2 separate regions of the Homo sapiens genome follow, and region 1 is linked to region 2. Evidence: read pairs that join two places in POLR2A ChIA-PET (ENCODE). Cell type or tissue: PC-9. All regions are shown on one strand. Links, peaks and the distances in the headings refer to the core of each region. The heading gives the core; the rest is flanking DNA. Region 1 overlaps MAGI3 (membrane associated guanylate kinase, WW and PDZ domain containing 3). Region 2 overlaps SYT6 (synaptotagmin 6).

Region 1 (5,000 bases), core at 1-5,000, 430 kb before region 2:
TATCTCACTAATTATATGTAATTGGAAAAAATGAATATTATTTTGTGTATATAAACAACCCATCCTTCATGTATGAACAGATGTCTGTACACATCCGCCTTTATAGAGAGATATGTTGTAAACATATACAAACTGTATAAAATACTCAGGCTTTTTAAGCAGTTACGACAATTCAAATGGCTGTCAAAGTTCAAAACGTATTGTTCCTATTTGTAATTCTAAAATTTAATAATGTTCCATTCAAATCACTTTTTTAGGTGATTGGGATATTAATAATCCTTCGTCTTCAAATGTGATTTATGATGAACAGTCACCATTACCCCCATCTTCACATTTTGCTTCCATATTTGAAGAGTCTCACGTGCCAGTAATTGAAGAATCTTTGAGAGTTCAGATATGTGAAAAGGCAGAAGAATTAAAGGACATTGTGCCTGAAAAGAAAAGCACTTTAAATGAAAATCAGCCTGAGATAAAGCATCAGTCTCTTCTCCAGAAAAATGTGAGTAAGAGGGATCCACCCAGCAGTCATGGGCACAGTAACAAGAAAAATCTATTAAAAGTAGAAAATGGTGTTACACGAAGAGGTAGATCGGTTAGTCCCAAAAAGCCAGCCAGTCAACATTCAGAGGAACATTTGGATAAGATTCCTAGTCCTCTAAAAAATAACCCCAAAAGAAGACCCAGAGATCAATCCCTCAGCCCCAGCAAAGGGGAAAATAAAAGTTGTCAGGTCAGCACCAGGGCAGGCTCTGGACAAGATCAGTGCAGAAAAAGCAGAGGTCGGTCGGCCAGCCCAAAAAAGCAGCAAAAAATTGAAGGAAGCAAAGCTCCATCAAATGCTGAGGCCAAATTATTAGAGGGTAAGAGTCGAAGAATAGCAGGCTATACGGGCAGTAATGCTGAGCAGATCCCAGATGGGAAGGAAAAATCAGACGTCATCAGGAAAGATGCAAAGCAGAATCAGTTGGAAAAAAGCAGAACAAGGTCTCCAGAGAAAAAAATCAAAAGAATGGTTGAGAAATCTCTTCCATCCAAAATGACTAATAAGACTACAAGTAAAGAAGTATCTGAAAATGAAAAAGGAAAGAAAGTAACCACAGGAGAAACAAGTTCTAGTAACGATAAAATAGGAGAAAATGTCCAGCTATCAGAAAAGAGGCTGAAGCAAGAACCTGAAGAGAAGGTAGTTTCAAACAAAACAGAAGATCACAAAGGGAAAGAACTAGAGGCAGCTGACAAAAACAAAGAGACTGGAAGGTTCAAACCGGAAAGCAGTTCTCCAGTTAAGAAAACACTGATAACTCCAGGGCCCTGGAAGGTTCCAAGTGGAAATAAAGTCACAGGCACTATTGGTATGGCTGAGAAACGGCAGTAACCTTTAGTATAAAACAAAGAAAAACAAGTTGTAATCTTTTCTTACAGCAGCATTTTTCCAGAAAAAGCCTTTTTTTTTTTTTCAGATATTCTGAAACAGATAAGTACATGTTAATGTGAGCCTCAAGTTACCTAGGCTGCATGAAGGGCCTTTAGGATTGCTAAGAACCAACTGTCCCCCTGGCCGGCTGCCCTCCCTCGCTCTCAGGAAGGAGCTGCATCCACATGCTCATCTGACCCGCCCTGCTCAGGCTGCCCAGCTCGTCTTCATGAGTGTCTGAACAAATGACATATGTTGATATTAACAATGTGGTCACAACTCACTTTGTATTTGTGCCAAGTTATCTACTGTATCATGTCTGTTTTTATCCTTTTTGTTCAGCTGTTTCCACAGTAATGAAAAAGTTAGGTTTGGCTTGGAAGTTGATGATCTCAATAGCATGTTGCATGTTTACAGAGAGAAATATGTGAGTCCTTGCAGAAGAAGAGACTGTTAACTCATCGTTAAAGATGGCCGTTGTCTCTTCTAACAGCTACTGATGATGTCCCACTTTAAAAATAAAACCCCCAAACATCACTACTTTAAGGAAAAAAAAAATGTAGTCCAATATTGATGCTTTCTTATGGCTTTTTATTTTAATTTGGCTGGATAAGTTGTTTCAAATAACTGTTAAAGATATTACTTACAATTGAATGTTTGAAATAAGAAAGTACTTTAAGCAATAGAGTTCATCTCCTGCTGTGTTATCCAACCTCGATGTATACTTACAGCATCTCAGGTCACCCTTTTTATTTCAGTTATTTAATTATGAAACCATAAAGAAGCATGTGGAAATAGTGTTTATTGCTCTTTGAAGAAAAACCACCAACTATTTCTGGATATTTTGGCTGTACCTACTACTAAAGTCATTAGTCTTTAATACATAATACATATTTGAAAAGTAAACATATTATATAGATTATGTGAGGGACTTAATCATGAAACCAGTTTCACAGTCCAAGTACCAACTCTTCTGGTAGCAGGTGCACAAGCTTGGGTGTTTAAAAACAACCTGTGTAGGGTATGCCCAGCAAATGAGGACAAATGTGTAGACAGTACTTACTGGATCTTATTTAACTTTTAGCTACATTAACTAACTTTCTTATTTAAAAACAAGAAAGGGAGACTAAACATCTGCTTAACTTGTACACATTTTCAGAATTCTTTTTAAAAGTCTAGTTAAAGATGTTTCTTAGAAGTTGGAGACTGTTAACAACTTCCATAAAATAGATCCAGGTTTTTCAGTTCCCTGAAGCAGCATTCAGTAGCATCTATATAAATAAAGGCACCTTCTGAGAATAAAACTATTTTATGGAGTGTGTGAACACACTTGTTCTGTCACCTGGGTTCATCTTGTTGTGAAGCACATTAGGTCCAGGTCCTTCCCTCTGGGAGTCTGACTGTGAAACTCTTTAACCCAACAACTCAATTAGCCCCTGTAGATAAGACATGCTTCCCAGAGTGAGATTTTTGAAATCCCCTTTTCATCCAGAACTATATTTACCCACCTATTGTAACTATTCAAATAGAGCAAAATTAGGAGGCTTGATAAATACTAAGAATTTAGTACCACAGAAATTATTTATTATTTTCCCTGTAGTCCACAATTAGTGATAACGAATCCTATTTTTGTTAACTGTGACATAACTTTGATGTCATATGTTGTCCTATGTGGTTCTTCCTAAGTAAACTCTGTACTGATTATATACTGACTTAGCAATGTGGCCTTGGAATGCTGAGCAAAATGTGGATGTACTGGTTGTAAATGTTTATATATTGTACAGTACCTTTATATATACACTTGAGGTTCTGATTAGAGAAAGATCTGTAAATTGCTCATTATTTTTTATATAGATATTTAAAAAAAACAGTTTATGGCCTGCATTTCTTTTACTGTCACATTGGTTTAATGTTGCTTTCTAATGGTGGAGCTAGGTCCCATCATAGTCTGAGTCCTCAAATAGATTTTGTCCCTCCAAGTAACAAACTTTCAAAGTCCTAAAATCAGGAAGAGTCTTATAATAATGATTTTACCTCTATAGGTATACTTTTATTTATTTATAAATAGAGTTTGAAATTCTTTAGAGTTGAATATCATTATAACCATTTTTCATCTTTCATTGTAAAGAAAATAGCTTTGGATAAATAATTTGCTACTGAAAATCCTTTCTTAACACTGTTGGGGAGAGAAGAGGAGTTTCTCATTGGAAATTCAGCTACTAGACATTTATAATGGATATAGTAATATCAGTCCAGTTACTACAAGGTCACAAAATCCCATTTCATCAGACTAATGATTCACATTATCTTTAAAGATCATTTATTTATTTAGTTTTATACTTACTTTTAGAATGTTTTGACTTAACTCGGTATGAAAAGTGCCTAAAACCTACTTCAAGACCACGGTTAATTTTATACTCTTTTAAGGTGAAATATAAATTCCCACTTACCATTGCAAGAACGCATACTAAAAATAAACCCACGGTCGGGCACAGTGGCTCATGCCTGTAATCCCAACACTTTGGGAGGCCAATGCAGGCAGATCATTTGAGGTCAGAAGTTCGAGACCAGCCTGGCCAACATGGTGAAACCCTGTCTGTCTCTACTAAAAATACAAAAATTAGCCAGGCATGGCGGCAGGTGCCTGTAATCCCAGCTACTCAGGAGGCTGAGACAGGAGAATCGCTTGAACCCGGGAGGCGGAGGTTGCAGTGAGCTGACATCACACCACTGCACTCCAGTCTGGCTGACAGATGATGAGACTCCATCTCAAAAAAAAAAAAAAAGTATACCCAAACTTCTAGTTAGTTCCCAGACCCCACAGTGAAGATGTGCCATAGCAGAGGCTGCAGAAACAAACAGGCAGTAAAATCGTTTTGTTGTTTTAGTGAACATATTTTCTTACTGGTCACAACAGGGAGAAAAGCTTTGAGATATTATTACATTGTCTCCCTAGTGAGATTAGAAGGCTAAGATCCTATGATATTGTCTTTAGTTACATCAGTCTTGGACCAGGCAGCTTTTGAACAGGAACAACTCTTATTTCAGAAGTCTTGGATCCAGAAAGGCACTTGGCTTTTTATTCTACATGAGAATACCTTGTTACTTCCCTTTTTAATAGCAAGATTTAAAAGAGAAATAAATGTAATCATGTAGAAGTAAAACCAAATGCTTTTAAACATGTAGACAAAGAATTATTTTATGTTTAATATGTCCACCATTCAAAGAGTAAGGATTTATAAGGCAAGGAGTATTCAGATTAAACTGTATAAAACAAACAGTCTCACTAATGACTTCCAGAAAGCTGTATTTAAGTTGAAGCTTAGTCCACAGTGGAGCTAAGGAACATTGATATAAATAAACTTGTTACAAAATGTGACATTTCAGTCTGGTATGAGGAATACATCAGAGCAAGTTTTTACATCATCATGGCATGCTCCAAGGCCTAAAAACTATTTGTGCTTTGAAACAATAACATTTATTTATTCGGGTGGCTCTTTTCTGGTTCTATTAGAGTTTATCGGGAATATGACTTGTTTAAAGCATGTCATTATTACATGGAATCTATAATCTTTGCTTTTAGCTA
Region 2 (17,072 bases), core at 6,963-11,962:
TTGCAGAAAGGGGTGCTCACATTTTAGTAAAAGAACTCTGGAAGGAGTGGTTCTTCACGCAGTGTTATGATCAAGTTAGGGCCCTGGGAAGAACTCTGGAAGCTCCTGTGGCCCCTCTGAGAGGGAGCAAACAAAAGGCCACTGTCACCATTTCCCCACCACCAAGTCCTACAGATGCGGAGTTGCCTGCGCTTTCACAGGCTGTCTCTTTTGGGGGAGTCTGAGTTGATTTGTTATGGACCTGGGAGGCTTGCCTGGGGATATGAGGGGTCCCTCGGGGTAAACAGCATTGCCCCAGGCTCTATGAACTGCTGTCAGGATGGCTCCCTCCAGGGGAGCAGTGACCCGCAGACCTCCCTGGTTTTTGCAGGACCCCTGCTCTTTCTCATAGGACCGTGGCAGCTGGCGACATGCAGGTGCTGAGTCTGCAGTGTGGTGTGGCCCGTGCACCCAAAAATGAACTGCACCCTCCATCCATGGGCGCAGCCAGGTGAAAGGACTGGCTCAAGATCCCACTATGACCTGGAGGCAGGGAGGAAACCAGGGCCAGAAGACAAAAGCCTGGCTCCAGGCTTCGCACGGGGGAGTGGCTGGCCCTCACTGTGCCTGGTGGCAAGTCAGCAGCTCTTGGTTCACTGTTCCCCTGCACACACAAGCAGCGGAGGACTGGATTATTTAATAAAGGAAATTAAACAGGTTAATTTTGAGTAAATAAGAGATGAGAGCTAAACAGAGAGGGTCAGCATCTCCTGGTAGTCACTCTCTCTCTCTGGAAAGCCAGGCCCCAGCTCGGCCCTCACCAGGTCCTCTCTCTGCACTACCCTCTCTCAGGCGGTTTCAGTCAGATCCCACATGGCTTACCAGCCTTTTATCCTCATTAGAGGTGTTTGAGACTTTGGACTTCAATAAAACAAGGGGTGACCAGGGGCTTCAGAACAGCTAGCACATTATTGCTTTCATCTTCACCTGCTGTCAGGAGAGGCTGCCTTAGGGCCCCTGACTGGTAATGAGCTCTCTGGTGCAGGAGAGGTCACTGCTGTCCAGAAAGCAGCAGAAACCAGCGTAGCCCTCTAGACTTCTAACCTAGGAGCTGATAGGGTAGATCTGAGCTCAGTAGCAGCTGGCTGAAAGTCTTGGCTAGTGCTTGCAGGAGGTGGACCTGCTGGCAGGGGAGGGGAAGCCAGGATGTTGGCTTCTGGAGAAATCTGTCCTTTAGTGCAACTTGTCCACCTGATGTCGCTGCCCATATTAGTAGCATTCTCCTTGGCTGCAGTGCACAGGGCATCTGGAGAGTAAGATTCTTAAAGGCTCACCTATCTATAGCACAACACTGTGCTCCCTGGCTTCCCAGAGGCCCATCTGCAACAACTGATTAAAGCACTTCTCTCTACTTGATGCAGTCACATAGTCCTGGGCATAGAAAAAGAGATCCTATTTGTGGGCTGCCCATGAAAGAGCAGTGAACCATGAATCAGGAGACCTGGACTTTAGACCCTCTACCCCCAGTTAGCTGTGAGACCTTGAGCAAATCATTTCCCATCTCTGGTCCTTGGGCTATAAAATGAAGGGGTTGTTCTAGATGAGATGCTCTATCCTCAAGGTCCCTGTCAGCCATGAGAACCCAAGATTCCAACTGGAAAATCTATCAGCCATCACCAACTGAGACGACCCAAGGATGCTTAAGTGGTGTCTATCGCCTGCCTCAGGGAATCTAGCAATTTCGTTTTGAAATCCAAATGCTCCCATTTTTTAAGTTCCCATTGCCCCTCAAATGTTTTGTTCTTCTCCAAGGCCAGTCATGTTTCCTCCTGAATAAGCAGCGAGTGGCGTCAGTGCCTGTGAGTCCATCTTGGGAATGCAGGCTAAGCAAAGCAAGAACAATGCTTCCCCATTTCTTACAGAGCACTTCTAGTCTCTTAGTCATTAAGTGGCTTGTCTGAATCTCTCATCATCAGCAGAGAAGCATCCGCTATACTTTCAGGAAAGCCATAGGAGACCTAAAAAGATCTCAGAAGCACTGGGCAGGAAGTGCTGTTAAGTTCCCCAGGGGTTGTGGGAGGGTAGGGGGGCTGGAAGAGAGATGAGGTAGAAGCCAGTTGGACTCCAATGGCTAAAGAAACCCCGCATTGTAGGCCTGGGGCTCTGTGTTGGGGGTACAGAGATGAGTCAGATGTGGAAGCCAGATACCTGGAGCTGAGCCAGCCCCTGTGATATCTCCTCCCATAGCAACACAGGCCTCCTCTTCATAGCACACACTACAACTCTAACTTTTATGTTGATCTGGGGACTACATGATGAATGCCTGTGTTTCTCACCAGATTGTATGCTCTTTGAAGGCACGAATGGGGTCTGGTTTTATTCATCCTTATACCTCTCATGTGTAGCCCAGTGCCTGATGTGTAGTAAGTGCTCAGCAAATACTGGCTAATGAACAAATGGTTGAGAATGTGGATTTGGGGTCAGGCAGATCCAGCTTCCAGCTCTTAAGACTATGAAAGCTTAAGTACTCCTAAGAGAGTAGTATGGCTTACTTAACCTTTCATAATCTTGGCTTCCTAACCTGTACACTGTACAGTGGGATGAATATAGGACCCACCTCTTAGGGTTGCCGCAGAGATTAAATGAGGTAATTTGTGCAAAGTGCTTACTTAGCACAGTGGCTGGCACAGAGTAGGTGCTTAGTAAGTATTGGCAACTATTATAATTATTACTACTGTTATAAAGAGCTCACGGTCTTGGAACAGGGGCAGGGAAAGGCATGTCAGTAGGTAGTACTGTTTGGTTTGGTCGGTGCAGTAATAGAGGTGTGGACAAGACGTGGGCATGCAGAGCAAGGAAGAAGGAATTCAGCCCCAGATTTCAAGCTAGGCTTCCCAAAGAGGGTGATATTTGATAGGATCTAGACAGGTCAGTAAAAGTAGATTTCTAGCAGAAAAAAGTAAGCAAGCGCTTTTGCTTTTTTTCTCTGGAGAGGGATCAACAGTGCCTAAAGACACAGAAGGGGCAGGGAGTGTTCGGGGCGCATGAGAGGTTCCCTGTGGCTGACAGCATGGTGATGACAGGGGCGGAGAGCTCCCAGATGAGGCTAGAAACAGGGCCCCAGGCAAGGGCCAGCCTTGCCTGCCTCTTAGCCCATACTTGGGAGTTTGTCCTTGATTCTGCAGACAATGGGAGACTGGCTCTACCCCTGCCCTTCCTGCTTTACTTCCTACTCAGTCCACTGTGTCACCTTCAACCCAGACACCCACACCAGAGACCATTTTCATGTGTGTCATTCATTTGTCACACACCCACTAAATGTTGGAGGATCTGGAGAGATAGTAATGATAAGACAAAGTCCCAGCCCTCCAGGAACTTGTATTCTAAGGGAGGAAGACAAAAGTACACTAAGCAAGATGGTACCCAAGGGCAGCGAGGGAGCCAGGGACCTGACCAAGGGTAGTGAGTGGGTGTGCGGCCGCTTTATTCATAGTGGTCCTGAAAGATGGGGAGGAGCAGCCAAGAATGGAAGGAGAGCTCTCAGCAGAGGCTAGCAAAGAGTGCTGTGGGTCTGGCTGGGGGAAGCGGATGGTGGCTATGATACCAGAGTAAGCAAAGGGTAAGAGGGAGGTTAAGGGAGGACTTGCAAGTGCTTGGATTTTGCTTCCTATGAAAAGCAGAGCCCTTTGAGGACTTGCAGCAGTTTGGGACTTCAGCAGCTTGTAAAGAATGGGTGGCAGGGGCCGGGAGAAAGTGAGCATGAGTTCAGATGCTACGGCCTCCACAGCTACTCAGTTCCCAAGCTGCACAGCTTCTCCCTTCTGAGTGTCCCCAAACTCTGAGGCCCTCTCCTCCCATCCTCGCTGCACTACCTCAGCTCTGGCCTGCACCATCTCTGCCAGATCCTTGCAGTTTTCTAACTCCCCCTGCCCACTCCCTCCAATCCATCCTCCTTGCTGTAACCAGGTGGTTGGTCTCCTGCTCAGAATTCTTCAGTGGCTTCTCATTTCACACTTGTTTTGTAGTTGGAAAGCCTCTTCTTCAAATGAAGTATCATCCAAAAGCCCAATCATATACAGCAGCTGAAGAGTGGCTCAGAAACAGGGCATCCAGAGTACCTTCAACACCTCGGGCTCCCTCCTTGGAACTTTTAGGAGTCGGCATGAAAAATCACTAATCCACAGAATCACATGGCATTCAAGCTTCTTCACCGGGTGGCCCTCGCCTTTCTAGCCAGCCTCACCTTCCACTGTTCTGCCCCAGGTGCCGTACACTCCAGCCATAATAACCATAACATTGAGTGTTTACTATGTGCTGTCCTGCCCTAAGTGCTTATACGTATGATGTCATATAATCTTCACAAAAGCCTTGGGAGATGGCTACTACTATTATCACCACTTTTTACCTGGGGACACTGAAGTACGGAGAGGTTATGCAAGTGGCCCAAGGGCACACAGCTACTAAATGGCACAGCCAGGATGTGGACGGAAGCTTGAGAGCCCCCACTTTCAGCCATGACACCATCCTGCCTCTTGATGACACCTCCTCACTAAATGCTCCAAGATCTTTCCCACCTTCATGACTTCATCTTGTTCTTTCTACCACCTGAAATAACCTCTCCATCCCTCTGACCATCCTGGACAACTCTGATCTTTCCAGGCCAGCTGTCCTGTCACCCCCTCTTGGGTCACCTCCTCTGACTCCCTTGGTCTGGCCTGGGGTTGTGCTCCCATTGCCCTTGGGTGGTAAAGGCCAAGGGAGAAATCTTACAACTGCCCCAAGGCAAAGTCAGGACTTCCGAGAGGAACCCGGCAGGATGTGCTAAACTGCCGGGTGAGGGGCTGCAGGAGGAGAGTGGAGACTGACGCTCTGCCCGCCCCACGTTCCCACAGCTGGCTCAGCTCTCGCCTGGGAGAGAGGAGCTGTGGGAGTGGGCACTCCTTCCTAGGGTGCCGAGAGGGGGCCCCTGCTGTGAACACCGGCCTGGGTGACGTGAGTTGATTCCCTGCTCCGCCTCAGGCCCGGGCTCCTAGGGCTTCAGCAAGAATGCTGGGGGTGTCTGGGGTGGAAGGGTGGGATGTGTCTGTTGTGACGCTCGGGGCTTCCTGCTGGGTGCTGGGGCAGGTTCTGTTTGTTCTGAGTTCCATGCCTGCTTTTACTCTCAAGTGCTTCTCTGCCCCAAGGGCCTTGCAGCATTATGAATAAATGATCAACCAGAATTGAGGCTCCTTATACGAACTCAGTATACTCCAGCTTCACCCTGCAGTGTGGACACAGAGCTAAGGACTGCCCCATGGAGAAGCGGGCACCCCCAAGCCGGTGTGGAGCAGCGGTGCACGGAGGACGTGGGTGAGATCCTTGAGTCTGGGTTTGTCCTAGGGACCCATTGAGACTAAAGCACATCAGCGGGAAGCAAATGTTTCAGCATCTGAGCATCTTCAGAGAAACAGATGGTCTTATTTAGGAAACTTTTTCTCAGCCTCCCCTTCGTGAACCTGCCCTTGAAAAGAGGCTTAGTATTTCACACGCACCATTACTTTTGGGCAAATATCCGTGAGTCAGAACACACTGGGAGGTGCAGATCTCTTCCTAATGACTTTTTAAAGTGAGGGTGGAGAAGAAGAGGGGCTGAGAGAGTGGAAAGGAGCTTGAGAGGAGTGGAGTTTGGAGAAATTTTAGAAGAGATGGCAGTAATGCCTGGTCAAGCCAGGAAGTCTGTGCCGTAGGGTGCTTGTGCCTGAGAGCCCAGAGCCGAGGACCTCACTTCAGATCTGGTCCTTCCACTGTCATCTTCATTAACCACAGGGGTGGTGGGGGTAGTAAAGGGTACATTAATGAAGTTAATGATGAAAATCCATCTTAATTTCTTGTCACAAGTTGTCTTGCCGAGTGGCTGTCAAATAGCTGCCAGTTTCTCCTGGGGAGAGGGCAGACATCTCCCCGTGGTGAGAGATCTGCTCTCTGCCCCTCGCAGGGCTGTGGGGGCTGGGACTCTCAGCAGGAGGGAAGATACCTTGGTCCTGGTTTCCTGATGAGTCTCCTGGGGCAGCTGAGGAATGTTTCTTGCAAACAAGTGCCCTGAGGGGGATGCCAAATAGGCAGGGCTTTGGTCTCAGCCAAAGGCACAGGCCTGCACTGCGTGACAGTGGCTTTAGCTTCATCATCTCTTTGGGGACAGTCACCCTGAAGATTAAGATCTTTCCCCACCTCCTGCTCCCCACACTCCAGAATCTCTGGGTCTTGCCATGGCAAGGTGCTCCATAGAGAAGCTCTTTCCAGCCTTTCACAGAGTTGACTGCCCTGCTCTTGACAACTCCACTTCCTTCCGGTTCTTCTCCCACCTCTCTGGCTGCCTTTTTCAGGTTTCCTGTGCCAGCCTCTTCTCCCATCCCTGCCTCTAAACAGTGAAGTTTGTCAAGCTTTTTCTCTCCTCACTCAGCCATAATGTTAATATCCATCTCCCCACTCATGGCTCCTGAGTTTATGGCCCCTCCGCAGACATCTCTTCTAGACTCCAGACTCATATATCCAAAATGACATGGCCATGTGGCTGGAAATCTAAAACTTCTCAGAGGCTCAAAGTTGCCCTTTTCTGTTTACATTCTCCTCTAATTTTCCCCAACCTGGCCCATCCATCCACCCAGTTGCTCAAGCCAGAAATGAGACATCTTTGTGGACATCTGCCTTCCTCTTTTGGATTTAGATCATCATCAAGCCCTGATAATTCTAACTCCAAATTCCATCTCAAGTCCACCCACCTCTCTCCATCTCCAGTGCCACACGGAGGCCAAAGCCTACCCCCCTGCCAGCATACAGCCGCCTCCTATCTGCCTTCCCTGCTTCCCTTGCTCTCCCGCCCCATTCTCCACACAGCAGCCAGAGTGCTCTTCCCCAGATGGAAAATGGATTGTACCACTCCTTGTTTAAAACCTCCAATGGCATCCCCTTTCACTAGGAATAAAAACAAAAGCACTTATCAAGATCTACAGGGCCCTCCACGAACGGGGCTGACTCTTCAGCCTCCCCCCGTGCCAGGGCTCTCCTCACAGGCTTCCTCAAATGCCCCAGGCTCTTCCTGCCCCATGACTTTGCACTTTCTCTTCCTCTGATTGACCGTTCTTTCCCCAGCTCTTCACATGGCAGAGACCCACTCATCTCAGGCCACTTCCTCCAGCGCCTCCCTCTGCTGCCAACTGTGTTCCCGAAGGACAGATCTGGGTCTGTTTTGCCAGGGCCAGGACAAGGGTGAGGCAAAGCAGGTGCCCAGGTACAAAAGTGAAGGAAGTGCTCACTGTCAGGTTCATGCATGTATCCAAGAGTGAGTGTCCCCTTCCATTCTGCCCCCTGGGTACTTCACTCGCCTCACCCTAATCTCAACCTCATATTTTACTCACCACTGTATTCTCAGTACTGAGCACGGTGCCTGGTGTATAACAGATGCTGACAAGTATTTGTTGAATTAATGAGCAACTCAGCTTTGTGGGGCTCACCTGGTTAAGGTGGCAAAATGAATGGGTGACAAGAGTAGGCCCTTGCTTAACCTCAGCCTCAGCCTCTGGTCTCCCCAGGAGGGTTGCTGTGGTTATTGAGATGGTGTCAGGGTGGAGCCTCATAGGTGTTCCTCAGCGGGTGGGCTGAATATTCCCTGCATTAGAAGCTTGGGAGGTGGAGACTTGATTCCTGAGCTGCGCCCAAGATCTACTGAGTCATCATCTCTGGAGGCGGGGCCTGGATGTTTGCATTATTGACAGGCTTCCCAGATGAGTGTTACATAGCCTCAGTTCGTGATATAAGGCGAGAGATTCTGAGGTTGCCCCAGGTCAGACCCTATTAGAATCTCTGTGACATGGAACATGTCCTAATGCAACTGAAGTCATTAAATATCAGAGCTGCCAAGCAAAAGTTAAGGCATAAAAGGCCTCTTCTCTTTTTTTAGGCACAAGCAAGGGTTCTGAAGGATCGAAGCCATGTGGGCTGCTGGACTGGTCCTGGCCCTCACCACTTACTTCCCTTTGCCTTTTTCCTGTGCACCACATGGCACACTGGGTATATTTTAGAAAGAAGCTGCCTTATCCAAATTTACAGGGTTTAAGAAAATTAGGTATTAAGCAAAGACAGTGTTTCAAAGATATCTGACACCACTCTGTAAATATTCCTTATTGCCATAGATCTCCAAGGATGTGTTCCTGACCAATAAGATCAGCATCACTTGGAACTAATCAGAAACACAAATTCTTGGGCCCTACCCTCACCAGAAGGCAGGGCCAATAATCTATGTTTAACATGCCCCAGGGAAGTCTCAGGAACTGACAACCATTGCTTTTGTCTAGTTGGAAGAACCAATTGAACACGAATACTCTGGACAGGATTTTGAAGTTTCTTCCACTTCTTTGAATCTATTTATTTTGGTGATTAAAGCCAAAGTCAAGAGAGGAGGAGATTAACAGTTATGGAGCATCTACTAGTTTGTAGGCACTATGTTGGGTACTTAACACTTTTTTTTTTTTTTTTGAGTGTCTCGCTCTGTCGCCCAGGCTGGACTGCAGTGGTGCGATCTCGGCTCACTGCAACCTCGGCTTCCTGGATTCAAGCAATTCTCCTGCCTCAGCCTCCCGAGTAGCTGGGATTACAGGTGCATGCCACCATGCCGGGCTGATTTTTGTATTTTTGGTAGAGACGGGGTTTTATCATGTTGGCCAGGCTGGTCTCAAACTCCCGACTTCATGATCTGCCCGCCTCGGCCTCCCTAAGTGCTGGGATTACAGGCATGAGCCACTGCACCCAGCTCTTAACACATATTACGTTCATTTTACTCATACTCTATGCCTGGGAGGAGCGCATAATCATCTCTACATTGTACTGAAACTCATAGAGGTTAAATAACTTGCCTAGGGTCTCATGTGCTAAGCTTGGCTTTGGACTCAGGTTTGTTGACTCTGAAGGTGTTGCTCTTCTCCTCCATCCCACCCAGCCTCCTCTGGGACTGTCCATGCTCCACCCCACTCCACCCCACCTTCTGTCCCTGGTTATTGAGGGTTAGGGCTGCCGAGGACCGTGTAGGTTTTGAAGGTGAAATTTCTTGGTGTTCTGGAAGCAAGAAGCATGAGAGAGAAAGCTCTGAGACTTAGAATATTACCTCCCTTCTGCCTGCCCCCACCTGCCTCTCTTGAAAGAAGATGAATGGATGGTGTCACCCTGCGTTACAGACTATGAGAGGATACATCCTGCTCACTTAAACCTGCTAGTGCAGCACCCTGGCCTCAGCCCGTCATTTCTCACGAAAGTCACCTGTTAAGTCATTCTCTCACCAAGTGCCAAACTGCTGCAGCAGACACTGCCTCAGGGGAAGGAGGGAGGGGGAGAAGCTAGGCCAGCAGGGGCAGAACCCCTGGGCCAAAATTCTTGTCCCCAACGCGGCAGTTCAGTGGAAGAACCCCGGGCCCTCTCTGCACAGATCTTTGTACCTGAGGTCTCTGGGGAGCAGCCACCAGGACTGGGAGGAGGAAACCCACATATGAAAAAGTTTTGAGCCAGTGAAGTGTTTCCCCTGTCTCCTGTAAAGGTGTAGTTATATTCCTCACTGTTATTTCCTTGCTTCCTTAGGTCTTGAGGAAGGGTGAGGAGATGGTCTGTGATCTCTACAGGCTTCTTGGGAGAGTTGAAGGTGTCAGATCTCAAAATTCATTCCCTTGGTGCGGGATATTTAAGGATCAGAGCAAAGCAACTCCCATCACATGCCACTAGGAAGCAAGAGGCCCCAAGTGATCAGCCAACTTACCCAGTCCCAGCTTCCCAGCAAGACCACATTCAGCTTAACAATCAATGCCTCTTTTCCAGTGTTCCACCCCCGCCCGGAACTCAGGAAGTCCCCCCAAATGGCTGACCCAGTTCCTGGGGCATCTATGCCTTCCCTCCTAGTTCCCACCTACTATTACATCATAATTTAGAGGTTATGCCTTCTAAGACTGTATCAGTTTTGACTCCACCTTCTCTTCACCAAAACCAAGAACCTTCCCTTGGCCTCATGTTTTAGGCATTTTGGTGGCCTTCATCTAGACCCACGACTAATCATCAACGAAGAACTCCTGATTCATGATTCCAGAAGGGAAGAACCATGAGTCTGCTACAGGAGTTTTAGTATAAACAGTTCCAAGGAGCGATGCATGGAGTTGGGCACAGAACCTGGGGTTCGAATCCCTGCCCTGCTGCTTTCCAGCTGTGTGACTGTAAAACTCACTGAAGGTCTCTGACCCTTTCTGATGATGGGCAGTATTGTCATGCTTGAGGTGGCTACCTGTGAAGCAGGTGCCTTTCGCCCTGATTTACAGGCATAAGAGGAAACCACGGGGAGAGCACGGCCAGCTGCTAGTAGGAAAACCGAGACGTGCATATAGCAAGAATACAATCTGTTTGTAAGCCTTTCATTCTCCTGCCACATGGAGGCAGGTGGTGGCACTAAGCCCACTGGGTGTGCAGTCCCCACTGCCTGCCTGGTGGGCTGAGGGGCCAGGTGTGCCCCATGGATGTCTAAGTCAGCAAAAGTTGGAGGAAGAGGCAGCTGCCTTGGAGTTGTTCCTGGGTAGAGGGTGGGAACGACACATCTTCTAGCCTGGATTTCAGAGGCCCCAGCTCCTGCCTGCAGGGCCCCATGGAAGCTGAGCTGATTTGCTGGCTCTTTCTTCCCTCCCAGCCCTGGGCTTCCCTACCCAGCAGCGCCTTCAATCAGTAGGATTGGGGAGGGCATCCTGTGTCTTCTCAGGCTCCAGTTCAGATGTTCCCAGTAAGAGAACTTAAGGGAAAAATTAAGCTGGCTCTCAGAGGTCTGGGTTCAAATCCCGGTTCTGCTGCGAATCAGTAGAATGATATGGGGCAAGTCACTGTGCCTCCCTGAGCTGTGCATCCTCAGCCGTAAAATGAGAGCATTGTACCAGATGACCTCACCTCCTCATTAGTAAAATAGGGTGAACCGTGAAGCCCAATGAGTGTATGCACTGAAGACGCCTCACAGGGATCTAGTGCAGAGCAAACTCTTCAGACACTTTCGGGCCCCTTCCTGTTCCATCCTGCTGTGGAGCGGCCTCTGGCCGCTAGTGGGTTGGCTTCAGCCATCTCCAAACTGCATCCTGACAATGCCTCACTGGAAGGAGAAGCAAGCGGTGTGGGAGAGGGGGACAGGAAGGAGGGAGCATGGGGCCAGGATCCCAGAGATTTCCCAGGAAGTACAGAGCTCTTTGCTGGGAGGTTGCTATAAACCAGGCCCCAGGCCTCCCTTCCCCCTGCTCACCCAGGAGCACGATGATAAAGCGCCAAATTAGCTCCATTATTGTAACTCCTCCAAAAATTACAGGCCGCATGTTCTGCCAGAGCCAGCTAATGTCTCTCATTGGTAAGCAGGTGACACTAATAGTTATTTCCTCCCTTCCAGGCACCAAGTGCAGAGTGGCAGAAACAGAGTGAGGCTCAGGCTGGGAGGAGAGAGGCCCAGGGAGAAGCCGAGGCACTGGACGGCCCTGGTGCCAGGGGTCGCCTGAGTGCCACAGCAGAAGTTTGCAGATCCTCCCTTTGGCTTAAACTGCCTCTTTGCACTGTATGAACCTGGAGACCTCCCTGCTCAGGAATGGCGCTGCCTGGCATCTGGGGAGGCCACAGCACGCAGGCCATGCCAGGCCCTCCGGCGGGGTGTCCCTGGGGCTCCTGCTGCTGCTGCAGAGGGGCCTGCTGCTCCCCGGCTGTCCCCGCGGCTCAGGTTCCTTCTCCCAGGCGATGCCCAGCTTTCTCTGGCTTCCCACACAGCAGTCAGCATTTCCTCTCTCACCTCTTCCATCCTCCCCCACCCCCATCTGCCTCTCCTCTCACACCAGACAGAGCCATCTCCTGTCGGTGTCAGCTGAGGCAACGCTTCCTCAAGGGGGCAGGGTCCCAAACGGGAGTGGAAATAGCCCATTCCCAGGCATACCCAGGCCCCTTTCTTCCAGGTCCAGCAGCGAGAAATCACAGATTCCTGGACCTGGGGTGGCTCCTATGTCTCCGTGATCACTGCCCTCCGTGCACACCATTGTTCTGCAGGGCATCCAGCAACTCAGTCCCAGCCCAGTCCTTCCTAGAGATAAAGGTGGGAATCGGGTCGGCCTGACGTCTCTCTTTAAAGGATTCCCAGCCAAGCCCCTTCTGCAGTTAGTAGTTGAAGTGTAAAGCCCTCTCTGGTGATCACTGTGAGAACTCAAGGGTCCCAAGAGATTACAGGCCCCTGTTCATTTCACATATCAGAAAACAGAGGCTTGGAAGGGCTGTGTGCCCCTGGTGATTCTACTTGGAGTTTTCCAGCTCCCAGGCTAAGCTGGAATCCCTTTCTCTTACTTTCCAATTCCATCCCACAAGTATAAATTGAGTACCTACTGGATGCAAGGCCAGGGTTCAGGGCTCCAGGGCACATGGACAGTCCCAAATTCCAGGAACTACCTACCTCTAACACTGGATGACGATAAGGAAGAACTTTAAAGATACTACACATAGCTGGCATTCATTGAGCACTTGCTGTGTGCCGATGGGCACTTGGCTGAGATTTGTGTGAATTCTCTTCTTTAATCCTCACAATAACCTTATGGAAAAGGGTTATTTTTACCCACACTTTACAGATGAGAGAACAAGCATGGAGATATTACGTTAAAGAGTGGGGAGATATGGCTTGAACCCAGGCAGCCAGACCCCAGGGTCTACCTCAGCCACCATGCCAAGCCAGCTTGGTTTTCTGAAAGGTTGTCCCTGAGAATTGTTCACCCAATGCTTCTGGAGCTCTGACTGAGCAGGGTTTGACGGGGCTTTACACATTCTCTCAGTAACTTGTTTTCAAAAACCTCTCTCAGGCCGGGCACGGTGGCTCACGCCTGTAATCCCAGCACTTTGGGAGGCGGAGGCAGGCGGATCACGAGGTCAGGAGATCGAGACCATCCTGGCTAGCACAGTGGAACGCTGTCTCTACTAAAAATACAAAAAATTAGCCAGGCATGGTGGCAGGCACCTGTAGTCCCAGCTACTCGGGCGGCTGAGGCAGGAGAACGGCCTGAACCTGGGAGGCGGAACTTGCAGTGAGCCGAGATCGCACCACTGCACTCCAGCCTGGGCGACAGAGAGAGACTCTGTCTCAAAAAAAAAAAAAAAAATCTCTTTTAAAGATTCTCATGTATTTGTCAAAACAAATTTGTGAGCTAGGTTTTATAATTACCCCCACTTTGCAGTTGAAAAACCGAAGGCATAGAGGTGTTGATGAGGTCTCAGAATTCAAAGACCACACTATGATCTCTCCTTGTGATGGTGTTCACTGTGTGATGCCCTCGGTAGAAAATTTCCTCTTGTCTTAGAACCAGGAATAGCTTAGTGTTTCCTAAGCCTCTGGTTTGTCTTTACTTAATGGACGCTGAATTCTGTGACTATCTTTCCCTTATTGTGTTATCTGCCAGAATGCTTCAAGTCAGTTGTGTGGCAGGTTTGGAGGGCAGGGCGTGCACATTGTGTAGGGGACTCGCTGGATTCCAGAATTTCACATTCTTTCACTTATTTTTTTGCTACTCTTTAATGATGTTTCAAACTTATTTTTAATCTTGTCGCATGTCCTATGAGCTAGCTAAATCTTTTCTGGAGCAACACAAAGTGACAAGCAAAATAAATAAACGTTTTTATTACTTGCTGTGCAACCTCAGATAATTCACTTAGTCTCTCTTAGCTTAATTTTCTCTATCTACAGAATTAGGATAATTCCTCCTACCTGCTGAGGATTAAGTGAGACAATGTGTGCAAAAAGGCTCTGTAAATTCAACAGTGGTATATAAAGGCAAGGTGACTTGTTACCAATATTGTTGTTATTAGTAACAAGATGGGGTCCCTGCCCCTGGGGCACCTGCACTCAGGGATTGGTAAAGAGGGTGTGGCTGGCTAGGACCCCCTCCTACGTCACTGGAAAGACACCCAGGGTTGTGTGGCTTGAAGGAGCTGCTGATGCTGCCCTGGCTGGAGAACAGAGCTGCATCAAACCTCACGCTGTCCGTGCCTAGAGGCAGGGCCTTCATTGAAGCTGTCCCTACCGCCCTGCCCACTGGGCAGCTAACTGGCCAGAGAGGGACAGGCGATGTCTCCATAGCCACCAAGGCCCCCAGGGGGAGGTTGGCAGTCCCTGTGAGGTTGTAGGACTCTCCAGAGAGTCTTCTGGGATCTCAACCTCATCATCTGAGAAGACCATGGCCCCTCCTACTCCTAACATCTCAGAATGCTCAGGGACTTGCTGATATGAGATGGGCAGTGGCCTTGGTCTTTGGTGAGAAGGCTGGCTTGGGGCCTGCCAGATCTTCAGGCCTGTCCTCACTATCCCTCCTTGGAGCCTTGGCCCTGCACACCTCGCACTCTCCTCCCTCCTGTTCTTCACTCCACATCTTCCCTTCTTTCCAGCATTCCTCCAAAATGCCTTAATCCTGAACATTTGCAGGCCCAACCCAGCCAGTGCATCAACCCCTCACAGCCTCCATGGTAGTCCTCTCCCTTCACTGCATTCACATTGTTTTCTAAGCAACAGGAGGACCCTGGGGCTCATCGAAATGGGAGTTGCAGTATTCTTGGGAGAATGGGCTTATAGTGAAACGTATTTTTTGTGGCTTTCTGTATTTTCTAACTTATCTAAAATAAGAATGTAATACTTTACCTTGAGGCAAAGAAGGGTAAAATATATTAGTTATATAGTGTGTAAGGAAAATGATATCAGTTTTGGTTCTCTGCTCTATCATTTTAAAACTGTGTGACTTCAAGGAATTGCCTCAGTTTCCCCATCTATAAAATGGAAATACTGATATCTTCCTATATTGAGGTTAAATGAGAACACGTCTTTGGAAATTTACTTATAAACACATTAGTTATTGTTGTTGTTAGATTCAAGAGCAATAAACCATGGCAAGAACCTAGGAAGGCCCTTGTCTCATTGAAATTGTATTGCACCCTAGTCACAGCCCTGTGGTAGAGATTGTTGTCCACATTTGGCTAAGGGGGAAAGCGAGAGGTGAAGTGGTTTGACAGGCCACACAGTGGAGCCACCTTCAAGCCCCAGCCTCCTGACTCCAACTCTTGCTTACCTGCAGGCTCTTGGGGCCTGGAACCAAGTCTGCCGTTGGATCCGTGCCCCTTGCAGGGTCTCATGGATCCTGACTGACAGCGCAGAGCTGACTGCGTGGCCTTGAAGGTGCTGCACCATTATCAGGGCCTCAGCTTCCCTGTGAGTGAAATCTTTGTTCTCCCTTCTCAACACATGAGAGATGCAACCTGACATGGAAGTGGTTTGGGTTTTATTATAATCACACTTAAGGTTATTCCTAAGCGCATCATCTTCAGGCTGCAAGGTCTCCTCGAAATTCTTTTCCAAACAGAATTTCTTAGCGGAACCAAAAAATGTCCCTCTCTTGGGGACTGGAGTCCTCCAGGGGGAGGAGGGTTGACAGAAAGCCAATCAAACAAGATGGAACAGGAATGAGCACTTTGCTGCTTCCCTGGCGTGTGATGGACACAGCATGTACATTTGTGTGTGTGTGTGTGTGTGTGTGTGCGCGCACATGAGCATATGCACACACACACGTGGGGCTGCCTGGGGTCTGGCCAGACTCAGGGTGGGTGGCAGAGGGCTCTGCTGAGATTCTACTTCCCTATCTCTTGCAGGAGGCAGAGAGGAGCGCAGCCAGAGTTTCTCTGGTAAAAATTCTCCAAATAGGGTTGGGGGAATACTTTCCTAGGGAACACCCACTCCCTAAAAAGAGCTGGATGGCTGCCTGCACTTGGATAGGATTCACTAAAAACGCCCTTTCAGCAGGAGTTGGAGTTACAAAGGCCTTCACTGCCAGCCTTTCCCCCTGGCCTCTTTTTCTCCACAAACCTACCAAAAAGGCCCAGCAGCACCAAGAAAGGTTGGTTCTCAAAATTTTCCCCATCAAAGTCACCTTGAGCCCTAATCCCCTACTTTCAAAATGCCTGTCCGGGCCCTGCCCGCCCAGCACAGCTTGTCAGCATTAGAATCCTGACTCACACCTCCTTTTCTCCGGGGCCCGCGAGGCACTCTGAGCTTGGCTGTTCCGCGTGCCCTCCTTCCTGCCTTTTTGCTTCCAGCTGACTTTCAGCTAGTTCCTCTGATGTATTGATCCTGTGAGGGGCTGGGCAGGGCTCCCGGCAGTGTCTCACAGGGCCCTGCAGGAGTGACTCAGCTGGAGATGGCTCTGACAATGTGGAGGAGGCATTTTCAAGCAGGTGCCTCAAGTCACAAAGCTAGCCCTGTCCCCAACTTCTCAAGAAGGGAAATGCTTATCATGTTGTCATGACACACCACCAGAGCTGTTTTTTTCTCTCTGGAAGTTGGACTGTTCCTAGCACATGGTCCAATGTGTCACTACAGAGATGTGAGTCAACCAAAGGCTCGAGGAGGGATGGACTCACCCTGGGAAAGAGCCCCAGGCCAGTGCTGTTCCCATGCATGTGGGTGCAGGGGTGGCTCAAGGGGCTGTCCTCTCCCCTCTCCTTCTACAAAGCAGTGACCTCTTTTATTCAAACAAAGTGCAAAGCCTTTTGGGGGCAGCAGAGAGGAGCCCTGGAGAAGGCTGGCAGGTGGCCAGGGTGGCTGAAGCTGGACCCTCTGTCTCTCCCCCTGCACATTCTCCGTCTTTCCTTTTGGGTTTTCTTTCTGGTTCTAGGTGCTCCTTCATGTTCTGTCCCTGCATTCTCTTTAAAGCTCCAACTCAAGTGTAGACCCAACCCTGCTCCTGGTTCCCATCACATCCCTGAAAGAGCCTGGTAATATAAAAAAGAACTTCTTCAAATACTAAGGGTGAGCAAAAGGAAATAACCACAGACAAAGCAAACAACACTGCCTCAGGGTCTCCAGCCCCAGGTGGCCAGGACACTTGCACAGGCCCCTCCCCGGCTCTTTCCCTGGCAGCCCTCTGCCTGTCCCTGTGGAGTGGCATCCTCTGTTTTATGGACATTTACCTCTAACACTCTGTCTCTTTTCTGGCTGAGACCCCATCCGGCTGGGGCCTCCTTCTCATTTTGAATGGAAGGACTGGTTCATTCTC

What was found. ChIA-PET counts read pairs that join two places held together with the same protein. Peaks named below come from ENCODE experiments on the same cell type or tissue, not always from the same donor. Only the 100,000 strongest peaks of a DNase experiment are listed, where the experiment ranks them.
Region 1: POLR2A ChIA-PET joins it to region 2 with 5 read pairs; 2 of 35 experiments call an interaction of 5 or more read pairs at or near these places.

What each region holds. Positions count from the first base shown.
Region 1 is chr1:113,682,640-113,687,639 of GRCh38, forward strand. MAGI3 (membrane associated guanylate kinase, WW and PDZ domain containing 3) reads left to right here. Exons shown (of 21, transcript NM_001142782.2): 21 at 258-3,284. The coding sequence ends at 1,375. Among named protein-coding and RNA genes, the nearest start is that of PHTF1, 74 kb to the right of the region's middle. In PC-9, for the core only: no CTCF peak of the experiment used is centred there; no DNase peak of the experiment used is centred there.
Region 2 is chr1:114,106,949-114,124,020 of GRCh38, forward strand. The region is part of intron 3 of SYT6 (synaptotagmin 6); the gene reads right to left. Among named protein-coding and RNA genes, the nearest start is that of SYT6, 38 kb to the right of the region's middle. RefSeq lists an enhancer at 2,285-2,334. In PC-9, for the core only: no CTCF peak of the experiment used is centred there; DNase peaks (open chromatin) are centred at 7,043, 7,633 and 9,273; H3K4me3 peaks cover 451 bases; H3K27ac peaks cover 2,723 bases.